Regions from separate parts of the Homo sapiens genome. Here region 1 is linked to region 2. The links are chromatin loops, found by intact Hi-C in ENCODE. Cell type or tissue: mammary epithelial cell. All regions are shown on one strand. Links, peaks and the distances in the headings refer to the core of each region. The heading gives the core; the rest is flanking DNA.

Region 1 (2,819 bases), core at 38-2,537, 850 kb after region 2:
ATCCACAGGGAAACGTTCGAAGTCACAGCTGCACCTATGCCTTTTATAGAATGACTTTCTACCCCAGCCCCTGCAGGTTAGCAAGCCTTCTGGAAACTAACTCTGACACCGCACCATTTTAGAGAATGTTTTTCACCTCTTAATAATAATCATAGTAACTCTCTCATGGGGCCCTTCCCCACACAGTTCTGCATGCTGAGTTCACTGAAATGGTCTGGCCCTGTCACTGCAGGTCATGGTATTTTCCTGCTAGGAGTTTCGGTTTCTGTTACAGACTGTGTGTGCCTGAGGTTTGCTTCTCTTGGCTGCTCTTCCACAGTGGAATGTTCTTTTTGAAATCGATGACTTTCAAGGTGATCATTACGTGCCAGAGACCCCTGTGAGCTCCTTCAGAACACCAAATTTGGACTCTCCCCAGCTCCCGAGCTGGCTGTCAAGGGTGTGAGCTGACAGTTGAGATGATTAAGCCAACTGACATCATGCCAGGAAATGCCACAATTTAGAAATTCATGTCAATGCCCACTCCTCATTCTATGAGGAAGGCCATGTGCAGTTTGCCAGAAATACTATTGAGAGGCACTAAATAACTAGCACTGATGAGTCTCTATTAAAATAAGATAACTTACTATACATTTCTTAACATATTTATGTTTACACAGGAAAAGCAAAACCATTTGACATTAGTTAAGACTTTAATTTTACTCTTTGAGCAAAGCAAGCTATATAACTAAGCTAAAAGGAAGGCAAAGACAATTTGCAAATATAAAATTGCTTTAAGGAGTCAACGTAGAGAATGATGCTATTAAGATTATCATCAGAATTCAATTACAATTTCACTCATTTTTAGTTATGAAGAAGGAACACATCCAGAAGTGCTGTGCTCGCCAACTGTTTAATATTAATTAGTGAAAACGGTGTTTCCTGATTTAGCCATGAAAGTTAGTAAAGCATTTCATTTCAAATAAATTTTTATTGAAAGCAAATTTTAAAACTACCTGGGGTTGTGTTCAGCAAGGCTTGGGAATTTGAACTTTTTCACATGTGAAAGTTTAAACCTTTTTCTTTTCCCTGTTGTGTGCAAAAATCTCCTTTTGTTTGTCCTCCTGTGGAAATCGTTACTTTCACCCATATATGGCTCCAAAAATATAAACCATCTTAGAGAGGCTGTTGAAATTATTCACTCTTGGCCTAGAGCTAATTGTGGCTTTTCACTCCTAACAGTATCTTATGAGAAAGTTGTAAGTGAAATTAGGGTCAAAATGCACATATGAAAGCCGTGTAGCATTCTCAGAAAAACCACACATGGGCTGTTTTTTCTGTTGTTTTTTTTTTTTTTTTTTTTTGAATATCTGTTTATCAAAAAGCTGCCCATGGTGATTCAGAGCCACATTTTTCCTCTGTGTGTATATACTGGAGAACTTTGACCACGCTTGCTGATTTCAAAGCAAGGCAATATCTTTTCAATGACATCAGCTTCCACTCCCTGTACCGGGAACTCACCGTTCTCTGAACTGAAAGTTGGGAGCTGGTGCCAAAGGTTGTCTCACCTGTGACTGCATTTCCTGTAAGCCCAGTTCACCCTGGCGTGGGCCTGGCCGATTCAGATAATGACACACACCTCTCCAGTTCTCACAAGCAACAGCCCCAAGACTAACTCTTCAGTCATCTCCAGACTATGACCCAGGCCATGGAGAGCAGCCACACCTGGAGAGGAGCCTGCCCTTGCTCTCCTGGGCTGTGCTGTCACTGGCAGTGAGAGTAGAACTGTCTTCCCTTCAGAATCACTGAATGATCAATAAAAAACTCTCAGCAGGGCGCAGTGGCTCACGCCTGTAATCCCAGCACTTTGGGAGGCCGAGGCGGGTGGATCACAAGGTCAGGAGATTGAGACCATCCTGGCTAACACGGTGAAACCCCGTCGCTACTAAAAATACAAAAAATTAGCCGAGTGTGGTGGCAGATTCCTGTAGTCCCAGCTACTCAGGAGGCTGAGGCAGGAGAATGGCGTGAACCCGGCAGGCGGAGCTTGCAGTGATCCCAGATCGCGCCACTGCACTCCAGCCTGGGCGACAGAGGGAGACTCCGTCTCAAAAAAAAAAAAACAACACTCTGACCCTTGTGGGCAGGAAGTGAGCCTTATAGGTTAACACGTGTGTGTGCCACAGCCAGAAGCCCCCGTGCCGACCCCTCTTCATGACATGGTTGGGGCTGCAGCTCCTAGGGACACAAACACATGAGATTCGGGGCCACAGGAGACCCCTACAGTGAAATGACAAAATGCCTCCCTGTGCAGCTCAGGCAGTGGACACCGTGTGATAAGAAATGGAAATAAAACCACCGTGTTTTTTTCTGTCCTGTAGCAGGAGGGTAGGTGCCTGCAAGCTTGTGCATTTCAGAAAGGGTGAATGACAGTGGATTCAAATTATCTCAAGGTGTTAATCCCCCATTTACATTGTGCTTCTACTGTATTGACAGACTCCTCTAGTAAGTATAAGGAAAAATTATCTCCTGGGATTCAAAGGACCAGCCTGCTCAGAAAACGGAGGAGATAAAGAATTACACACAGACACAGACAGATACACATACAAACACACACAGACCATACACACATACACACATGTAGATATGCAGGCAGACACACAGAGAGACTCACAGACACACATGCGTACACATAGACACACAGACACACATACAAACACACACAGACCATACACACATGCATACATGCACATATGCAGCAGACACACAGAGAGACCCACAGAAACACATGAATACACATAGACACAAAGACACACATACAAACACACACAGACCATACA
Region 2 (2,819 bases), core at 117-2,616:
GTTAATATATTATTAAAAGGTCAGTTGTGAAACAGCTTCAGGCACTTCCTTCAGGAGCTATCCAGAAAAAGGCATTGTCATCATAGGAGATGCCAGCTTAATGCGTGACGTTGCCCCTGAAGACCTTCCAATGGGGCAAGAAATGTAGGTGGAAGACAGTGATAATGATCCTGACCCCGTGTAGGTGTAGGCTATTGTGTGGTTTGTGTTTTAGTTTTTAACAAAAAAGTTTAAAAATTAAAAAATTAAACAATATAAGAGCGCTTATAGAATACGGATATAAAAAGAGACAATATTTTTGTTCAGCTATACAGTGGATTTGTGTTTTCAGTGGAGTGTAATTACAAGAGTCAGAAAGTTAAAACAAAGTGAAAAGTTTATACTGTAAAAAAAGTTATAGTGGGCTAAGGTTAATTCATTATTGATGAGAGAAATTTTTTTGTACATTTTGTGTAGTCTAAGTGTACAGTGCTTGTAAAGTCTGCAGTAGCATACAGTAATGTCCAAGGCTTTCACATCCACTCACCACTCGCTCACTGACCCAGCCAGAGCAACTTCCAGTCCTGAAAGCTGCATTCATGGTGAGTGTCCTACACAGGTGCATCATTTTTATCTTTTATACCATATTTTTACTGTATCTTTTCTATGTTTAGATATGTAAATACCATTGTGTTACAATTGCCTACAGTATTCAGGACAATAACAGGCTGTACATGTTTGTTGCCTAGCAGCAGTAGGTGTGTAGTAGGCTCTTCTGTCTAGTTTTGTGAAAGTTCACACTATGATGTTTGCATAACAACAAAATCACCTATGGATGCGTTTCTCAGAATGTATCCCCATTGTTAAACGATGCATGGCTCTGTGTGTGTATGTGCAGGACTCTGTGTGTGTGGTATATGCATACCACATACGCACACATCCACACTATACTATGCACTCTACATATATACAACTACATAGGCAAATATAAAGCTGCATGTGCATAAATACACAAACAAACACACATACATATGTATAAAAGGTAATGTATTGATATTAATACTGACAATGTGTACTAAGCATATATTTATATACCCTTAAATGTATATTATTTTAATACATACTATATTATGTTATATACTAATACACTTTTTTAAAACTGAAAGAAATCTCGTTGCCAATTTGTGTTTCTAAATATGATGTCCATATTTTTTCTGATTTTATTACTATAGCTGTGATCACGTCATGTAACTTAATTTTGATGATGTTTCTCACAGTATAGTTTGAGGGTATCCAGCCTCAGATTATCTGAGGATGTAGCTCAAGATTTCCTAATTTTGCAAACAGCAAGCTTCCCAGGAGATTCTTAGATTCCTGCTAACAAAAGGCGGAGACTCACTGGACAGTTACTGAAGATAGACAGTAGGGGGCGGAAGGGCCCACGCTTCTTTGATATTGGTGGCTTTGGTTTTTCAGTGACGGGGGACACTTTGACTTCAGGTATGTTCTGCATTTAGAATTTTCAAATGAACGTTTCTTGTCTGTTCCCTTCTTTTTTCTGCCTCCAAACATAATGTCTATCATTGTAAAAGTAATAAAAAATCACTGAACAAAATTTGGAAAATACCAAATGAATAACAATAGAAATAAAGTAAAAAAAGAACCACTCAAATTCCCATCATCAAGAAATAAACATTCTGATAATATTTAATTTTATTTTCCTATATATATTGTGTGTGTGTATATATGTATGTGTATATATATACATATATTCAAAATGTATTATAACACAAAATGTATAAAATATATAATAGTATAAACAAAATTATATTATATATGTCATTTTCATGTCATATGTCAGATATAGCATATTAATACATACCCAGTTTTCTAAAATGCTGATCTCTTTGAAATATTCAATTATCAATTGTGTTTCTTTCCTCACTGAAGTTCCTTTTTACGACTTTTGGTAGTGAAGAGATAAAGTTCATTACAAAACATGCCAGGCTTAAGCAATTTTCCAAAGGGATTAACGAATTGCAGTGGCCGCAGGCTATGTAAAAATTTTTAAAAGGTGGTGTCTCTCATATTCTTCAGCATAACTTGGGTCACAGAAACCCAGGCATAAAAATTCATTGTGAACTCATATTCTACCATGGCCTGACACTGGTAAGTTATTTTGTTGCAAAAGCCTTAAGCAATTTGAGATGTCGAAGCACGTTTTCAAGAGTTAGCACATCTCCATTGTCTATAAACTGCATGCATATTTTATGCCTAAAAAATATTTCATCTTCTGATTTTCTAGCTTTCTTCTGCAGGTTGTTTTTTTTTTTTTAGAATATTTTTCAATCATTTTAATTCTCTATTGTAAAACTTGGAAATCTCTACTTATGGACTGCCAAGAACAGTCTGAAATTAAATCAATTTACTCTCACTCTTAGTGAATATTTTGGGAGTGCTAGGTATTGAATGTGTCCCCCAAAAGTTCATGTGTTAGAAATGTAATCCTTCTGCCCCTATGATGAGATGAATGGATGAATGAGGGCTCTGTTCTCATGACGGGATGAATGTTGCTGTCCCAGGAGTGGGTTTATTATCACAGCAGCGTTATTCTTGTGCCTGTGAGCTCTCCCTGGCTCCCTTGCTCCCACTCTGAGCATGTGATGCCCTCTGCCATGAGGTGAGGCAGCAAGAAGGCCCTCACAGATGCCGGCACTGTGGACTTCCAGCCTCTAGAACTATGAGCTAAATAAACTTTTTAATATAAATTACCTAGTTTGTCATCTTTTGTTACCAATAAGAAAAGGCAATAAGACCGGGAGGTTCTATTATGATGTCAT

Evidence for each region. A loop is a pair of places that touch in the nucleus more often than their neighbours do. Peaks named below come from ENCODE experiments on the same cell type or tissue, not always from the same donor. Only the 100,000 strongest peaks of a DNase experiment are listed, where the experiment ranks them.
Region 1: it touches region 2 in a loop (17-fold over the local background); 8 of 110 quality-filtered maps call a loop at or near these places.

Annotation. Positions count from the first base shown.
Region 1 is chr10:3,809,022-3,811,840 of GRCh38, reverse strand. No RefSeq gene overlaps it. Among named protein-coding and RNA genes, the nearest start is that of LINC02639, 24 kb to the left of the region's middle. RefSeq lists enhancers at 257-506, 794-1,993, 2,121-2,446, 170-2,446 and a cis regulatory region at 1,381-1,726. In mammary epithelial cell, for the core only: no CTCF peak of the experiment used is centred there; DNase peaks (open chromatin) are centred at 350 and 1,530; H3K27ac peaks cover 2,500 bases.
Region 2 is chr10:4,655,363-4,658,181 of GRCh38, reverse strand. It overlaps MANCR (mitotically associated long non coding RNA), which reads left to right. Exons shown (of 4, transcript NR_024475.1): 3 at 457-581. It overlaps LINC00705 (long intergenic non-protein coding RNA 705), which reads right to left and starts at 2,026. Exons shown (of 3, transcript NR_015425.1): 1 at 1,862-2,026. In mammary epithelial cell, for the core only: a CTCF peak has its summit at 1,399 (motif pointing right); no DNase peak of the experiment used is centred there; H3K27ac peaks cover 655 bases.